Linked DNA regions of Homo sapiens: region 1 is linked to region 2. The links are chromatin contacts, found by Hi-C in ENCODE. All regions are on one chromosome and are shown on one strand. Each heading gives the region's core, a stretch centred on a gene start or an enhancer-like site at or near the end of the contact. The rest is flanking DNA. Distances are from core to core; before and after follow the strand shown.

The links. A loop is a pair of places that touch in the nucleus more often than their neighbours do. Pooled maps may share reads with other maps.
Region 1: a map of endothelial cell of hepatic sinusoid shows a loop between it and region 2 (3-fold over the local background). The contact joins the promoter of LINC02304 here to the enhancer-like site in region 2. A Hi-C loop is called at or near these places in 2 of 168 maps with a recorded cell type or tissue (PC-3 and endothelial cell of hepatic sinusoid) and 2 of 50 pooled maps.

Annotation. Positions count from the first base shown.
Region 1 is chr14:97,153,340-97,156,756 of GRCh38, forward strand. It overlaps LINC02304 (long intergenic non-protein coding RNA 2304), which reads left to right and starts at 1,518. Exons shown (of 2, transcript NR_146554.1): 1 at 1,518-1,830. RefSeq lists an enhancer at 1,082-1,251.
Region 2 is chr14:97,106,660-97,110,180 of GRCh38, forward strand. No RefSeq gene overlaps it. Among named protein-coding and RNA genes, the nearest start is that of LINC02304, 46 kb to the right of the region's middle. RefSeq lists an enhancer at 63-1,262. Within about 2 kb of position 1,297, at least 3 of the 41 ENCODE cell types and tissues checked have a DNase peak (open chromatin) inside an H3K27ac peak, as active enhancers do; they include PC-3, where a contact is called at or near this core.

The DNA of each region.
Region 1 (3,417 bases), core at 268-2,767, 47 kb after region 2:
TCACAAAGCAATGGCCAGTAAACTTGGCTCATGCGTCAGCGAAACACTTCCAACGAAAGTGCATCAACTTCTGTTCTTACACATTGTCGTCTTTCACCTTAACAAGCACACCCCAAAAAAAGTCCTCTGGTTTCTACGGCTTGTTAGGTCTATCATCTTTTTAATTAATAGTGTTTTTACGAAGCCGTCTGAACTGTGTCATTTCCATTATCAGAAACGCATTGCCATTAATGAATAATTTTCATTTCTGATCCCTGGTATCATGCTAGTTGATCTCCTGTTTCCATGCCTTCAAATGATAGCATCGTTTTCTGCCCACGATCAAATTTAATTTGGACTCTGATTATATTATGCTGTTGCGACTGAAGTGTCAATTTTTGTCAGGCAATTAGGAGCTATAACCTGTGAAGTTAAGTTTGATAGGCATTGTAATTGGATTGTTACAGTAATAGCCTGGAACGTTCCTTTTCCTCTTGCTTCTTTGATTCTTGATGCATACTCTCATCGTGAGAACAAAGACATTTGGTTATTATACAACCTTAGGATGTTTGAGACAACAAGATCACAAGTTGAAGTTTTTGCAGTGGAGTGGGCTTCGATGTAACTCGAAGTGTGGGACGTTGAAAGTTTGAGAGATTTGGAAAAAATTAGAACAAAGGGAAAGAAGTATCACAGAAAGCATTGTGTAAGAAGAAGTTAACAGGTCCCCGAAGTTCACTTCAAGATTCCAGATAAGTTGCAAACAAAGATGAATCACAAATAGCTTAGAGTCACCTGAGAGTTCCTCTCTTCCTCCCTCCCTCCCTCCCTTCCTCACTCTCTCCCTCCTTCCCTCCTTCCTTCCTTCCTTCCCTCCTTCCTTCTTTCCTTCCTTCCTTCCTTCCTTCCTTCCTTCCTTCCTTCCTTCCTTCCTTCCTTCCTTCCTTTCTTCCTTCCCTCTCTCCCTCTCTCCTTTCCTCCTCTCCTCCCATTATTCCTTTCTCCCTCCCCCTTTCTTTTCTTTCCCTCATTTCTACTAATTTATTGACACTGGACTAAATACATTAAATATTGTCATGGAAAAGACAAGCCCTCTATCCTCGTGTGGTTCATGGTATAATAGGGGAGAGATGGAAAATGTCACATCAACAGAATGATGTGACGAGATCCTTTAACAGAATACCTGCGTGTATCAGCAGATTCTCACTTGAAGAATGGGAGCTTGCCTGCAATGGGGAGGAGAGGAGAGGAGAGTGGTGCAGTGTGTGGGCACAGCTTTTGCAGAGACCTGGGCACAGCAAGGATTTGGGGCCATGAGGGAGTGGCGAGAAGTGCAGCAGGATGGGTGCCTGTGATGCAGCAGGATGGGCGCCTGTGAAGCCTGTGATGCAGGATGAGCACCTGTGATGCAGCAGGATGGGCGCCTGTGATGCCTGTGATGCAGGATGAGCACCTGTGTTGCAGCAGGATGAGCGCTTGTGATGCCTGTGATGCAGGATGAGCACCTGTGTTGCAGCAGGATGGGCTCCTAGCTGCCCGGGTGGCAGGAGGTGGGGCTGGAAGGAAGTGGGGCAGATCACAGGGAAGGGGGAAGCTGGCCCAGGCATCTGGATTTTATCCCAAAGCTCATGAATGTTAAAAGGCAGGTCCGAGGGTACCCTGGAGGACTTCCATAGCATCTTTATCAGGCCTGATGCCATGGCCCCTAAAACTCATTTGCTTTATTGCTACCCGAATACCCTTTACAAATGCAAATCCGAGCAATGAGCACACTGCCTGCAACCCTCAGGGATCCCGACTCTTACAGTGAAGACAGAGCTCTTCAATACACCCTGTGGAAAGGCTGGCCAGGTAAGTTACTGTTCAAATCAGGACCATTTGTGGGAGTGAAGTGTGTGTGTGTGTGTGTGTGTGTGTGTGTGTGTGTGTGTGTGTGTGTTGGGGGGATGGCAGGGATCTTTAGGGGGTGGAGCTTATTACTAATGCCTCCTCTGGGACAACAGGTGTCCTTGAGGACTGCCCCAGGAAAACCAGGAGGTGGGGCTTGTATCCTTAAGGCCCACATGGTCCGCCTGCGGCCTCTTTTTTTCACCCCTTCTCCCATTTGTCTCCTCCCCAGCTCTCAGCTGGCCAGCAGCACTGAGTTTCTTTTTAGTTCCTCCTACCCCCTGAAAGCTCTCTCTTGCCACAGGGCCTTTGCACATGCTGTTTTTGCTGCCTGAACCTTGGCCCTGTAGCCTCCCATTCATGCCCAGGCTTTCTGGCCACCTGGCTTCCAAGAAGGGAAAGGAGGTTAGGTTTTTCTTCCCACTCCTTCTATCTTTGCATCTTTTGCAAGAGCTGCATCCTTCACAACTTGGGTCCTACCTGATGTCTCCTCCTGTACAGTTTGCCTCCAGTTTCCTGCTCTTGTCCCTTCAGTCCTAGGGGTGACAACCACTCCCTGATGCTTCCTGTCTCTGAGCCCTTGCCATCCTATCTTTGTCCTCTTAACCCTGCTCACCTCTGTTAAGAGTCTTTTCATTAAAGATTCTTCATTTGAACCATCTGTGGCAAATTCTGCTTCCTGCTGGGACCCTGACTACGATGGTGCCTAAAACAAACTGCTGGAGGAGGAGAGAGGTGGGAGCAGAGACTCCCTTCTGGGATAGACCAGGAGGAGCTGACGCTTGTCTCCAAATACAAGAAAGACGTCGGCAGGCAGAGAGGGCTGGGAGAGCAGCTTTCAGGCATAGAGAACAGCATCAGACCAAGATGTGGAGGCAAGAGGAGGGTGGGCTTGTGGGCTAGCAAGGAGTCCAGTGTCTTCCTTCCTTCCTCCTTCCCTCCCTCCCTCCCTCTCCTTTCTTTCCTCTCTCTCTCACTCCCTCCTTTGTTTCTTCCTTTCCTTCTTTTTCTTTCTCCCCTCCTTCCTTCCTTTTTTGCTTCTTCCCTCCCTTCCTCCCTCCCTTCCTCCCTCCTTCCTTTCTTCCTCTCAGCACATACTCCTGGAGCATATACCCCGCTCTGTGCCAGGCACTGTTCTAAGCACTGCATAAATAGCAGCAAACAGACAACTTTTCTGCCCTCATGGATGTTCCATTCTCATGGGGGAAGACTGTTAACAAGCAATGGATGCATTTACACTATGACAAGTGTGTATAATATGACAGTGGAGGAAAATAAAGCCAAACAAGAGAACCACCAATGTGGCATGAGTGATTGGAGGTGTTATTTTACTGGGGGCTTCTCTGATAAGGTGATAGTTGAATGGAGTTCAGAAGGAAGTAAGGGAAAACGTCATTCCAGGCAGAGGGAAGGGCAGGTGCAAAGACCCGAGGCAGGCGATTGCTTGCTGTGTTCAAGAACAGTCAAGAAGCCAGAGTGGCTGGAGCAGGAGGAAAGAAGGCTAGAGTGATGGGGGCTGCTGTCAGAGGTTGAGGTGCAGACTGCGTTTGG
Region 2 (3,521 bases), core at 47-2,546:
CCGCTTTTAAATAAACCCACGTGCCTCCTCTGAGTATCCCTGCACAGATGAAGTGCCGGTGGGTAGGACCCCAGCCTGTCCTCGGCTTGAGACGCCCGCAGGGGAGGTGGAAAGGGCGTGGCTGTAGTCAGAAGACTGAAGTTTAAGGGTCAATTGGTCACTCAGTAATTATTTACTGAGCACCTACCTGCTTCCAGTGACTCTTTTAGCCACTAGGGACACGAAGTTTTCAAAACAAATTTCTGTCCTTTGCTCCAAAGCCTCTGGGGGAGATAGATCACCAAGGCGGAGGTTGGGGGTGGGTGGGGGGAGGGTGGAATTTAAAATAAAACTGTAGTGTGGAGGGTGCATGCCGGTGAGACCTCTAACTCAATCCAGTGGGACTTGGGGAGGGCTTCCTGGAGGAGGTGCTTAAGATCCAAAGAAACGAAGGATGAGGGATGGAAGGAGAGTCAGTGGAGGGCATTTGGGCAGACTGCTAAAGGTCTGTAGTTCCATCCAACTCTTACCTTTCCACTGCTATTTCCCCACCCCTCTCTAAGTTTCAGATGTGTCTTTGGGCCTTGGGACTTCTTCAAATGTCAATGTGCGTGAATCACCCGGAAGCTTGTTAAAATCCCAGCTCTGATTCAGCAGCTCTGGGTGGGACCTGAGATGACACATGTCTTACGAGCTCCAGATGGCATCCATGCTGCTGGTTAAGTGACCGCACTTCGCACGCAAACGTTCACTGCAGCACCGTTCTCAATGGCAAAGACATGGAATCAACCTAAATGCTCATCAGTGGCAGACTGGATAAAGAAAATGTGGTACATATACACCACGGAATACTATGCAGCCATAAAAAGAACAAGTTCATGTCTTTTGTGGGAACATGGATGAAGTTGGAGGTCATTATTCTTAGCAAACTAACACAGGAACAGAAAACCGAATACAGCATGTTCTCACTTACACGTGGGAGCTAAATGATGAGAACTCATGAACAGAAAGAAGGGAACAACAGACACTCGGGTATACTTGAGGGTGGAGTGAGGGAGGAGGGAGAGGAGCAGAAAAAAATAACTATTGGGTACCAGGCTTAATACTTGGATGATGAAATAATCTGTACAACAAGCCCTGTGACATGAGTTTACCTATATAACAAACCTTCACATGTACCTCCAAACCTAAAATGAAAGTTAAAAAAGAAGAAAGACCTTGGAGGATTTTATCGACTTAGCAAACATTTTTTTAAGAATCTATCCTGTGTGAGTCACTGTACCAGGATCAGCTAGAACAGGGAGATGGGAGTCAGGAATATCTGTACCTTGTAGTCATCTCACTCCGTCGGGGAGAACAGACATTGAGGCAAGGACCACACAGATGATCAATCACATTTCTGATGAGCTCCATGAGGAGAAGGAAGGGTGCCATGGGGGCGTAAATTCAGGGCTTCTGACTAGTTGGGGTCAGGAGGTTGGAGTTAGGCAAGGCTTCCCTGTAGGAAGTGAAGAGATATTTAAGGCTAAATCTTGGTTATCAAAATCCCCCTCTCCCATCCTGGGACCTCACAAATAATTTGCTTTCTGTACGGAATGCAAGTGAACTTCATTCCATAAATGCTTGGGAGGATCCAGGAGAGCTCAGTCTTCACACTGACAATGAACTCTCAGGCCCTGAGACTTACCTCAGGCACCTCCTCCAGGAAGCCTAAAAAGATTGACCCTACCTGACAGTGTTCAAACGAATCCTCTCATAAGTCTATTCTTGAAGGCCCATGTTTCCTGCAGGTTTTGTCAGGGGCCTGGTTTCCATGTCTCTCCCTCAGGAGCTGGAGCACTGGCCCACACAAGTCAGGCTTGCAATAATTTCTGACTGAGTGACTTTGAAAGTATCTGAAATGGGGACTTCAAAAATAAAAGGCAGTTAAGAAGCATGTTGCCTTTTTGATATCTGTCCTAGTGTTGCCAGATAAAGAGAATCCCATTCCCTTCTGTCTGGCTTTCAGTTTCTAAGGCTCAGGCTGAGCAGGCCTTCCACCTGTGTGATGTGAAGACACCTATGACTGCCTTTGTTGAGTACCTGCTATGCACAGGCTCGGGGCCAGCTGCTTTGCCTGCCTCATCTTTTCTGTACAACTGTCCTATAAGCAGTAGTTAGTGTGGCATTATACAGGCAGGCCGAGACGTTCATAAAATAAAGGTCTCGCTGTTTTGAGAAATACTGGGCAAGAAGGGAATTAGCCTGGAGCTGGGTTAGAGAGAGCAGTTGAAAGCTTTGAGTGAGAAAAGCATGATCAAGGGTCTTTGGAGAGAGGCAGGTGCGGGGCTGTTCTCTGGGTGGCCTTGGACTGAGCCACTTCTCCATTTCTTGCTTGTAGTTGTCAAGAATAACTGTGGAGGCCAGGCACAGTGGCTAACACCTGTAATCTCAAACTTTGGAAGTTTGAGACCAGCCTGGCCAACATGGTGAAAACCCATCTCTACTAAAAATACAAAAATCAGCTGGTGTGGTGGCGGGCGCCTGTAGTCCCAGCTACTCGGGAGGTTGAGGCAGGAGAATTGCTTGAACCTGAGAGACAGAGGTTGCTGAGAGACGAAATCGTGCCACTGCACTCCAGCCTGGGTGACACAGTGAGACTCTGTCTCAAATAAAAAAAAAAAAAAAGAATAACTGTGGAACGAGCTAGGCATGCACCATCTTGAGGTAAGGGGGAGCTGGCCAGGCCCTGTTCCAGTCCCCGCAAGAATGGGATGTCCTTCAATAGTTGAGCTCAGTGAGTCACATTCTCCACGGTGTAAAACCAGGGCAGATGGCTTTCCTGGGCCCCTCAGTTGTGCTGCAAGTAGGGCACATGCAGATAAGACTCCATCTGCCCTGGCAGCTTACCTGAGCCTTGTGTGGGACCAGCTTCCGATGAATCCTAGACATCTGTTGTCCCTTGCTGCCTATCTGCCAGGAATAAACACTCTTCCTGTAGGTCGTTGTGCAGGGGTGTTCTGTCTCATTGGATGCAAACAAGCTGGTTATCAGTGCTGGGTGACGCTGCTTCACAGCAGGGAGTGTGTTTGGGTACAGTGCTCCAGAGGACAGCCAAATGCACCCTTGTCAGCCCCTCCAGGATTGAGGGGGACATTAGAAGTGTAGTTCCTTGGCAAAGGGAGGCAGATTGAGGGGTACTTAGAGACAAAGAGACATGCCAAGGAACATAAAAAGCAGCATTCAGACAGATGTGGAAGAACTAATCCACTGGGCAGCTGGAGGTCCATTTGTAAGAGTGAACTGGGGCTGACCCAAGAAGCTGTCATTTTCTAACAGGTTCTTGATGGATTTCACTCCAACTTTTTCTTTCTCTCTTTCTCTCTCTCTTTCTCTCTCTCTCTCTTTCTCTCTCTGTCTCCCCCTCTCTCCATCCCTCCCTCCCTCCCTCCCTCTCTTCCTTCCTTCCTTCCTTCCTTCCCTCCTTCCCTTTTCTTCATTTTCTTTCTTTCATTTTTTACAAACAAAATCTCACTCTGTCACCCAGGCTGGAGTGCAGTGGC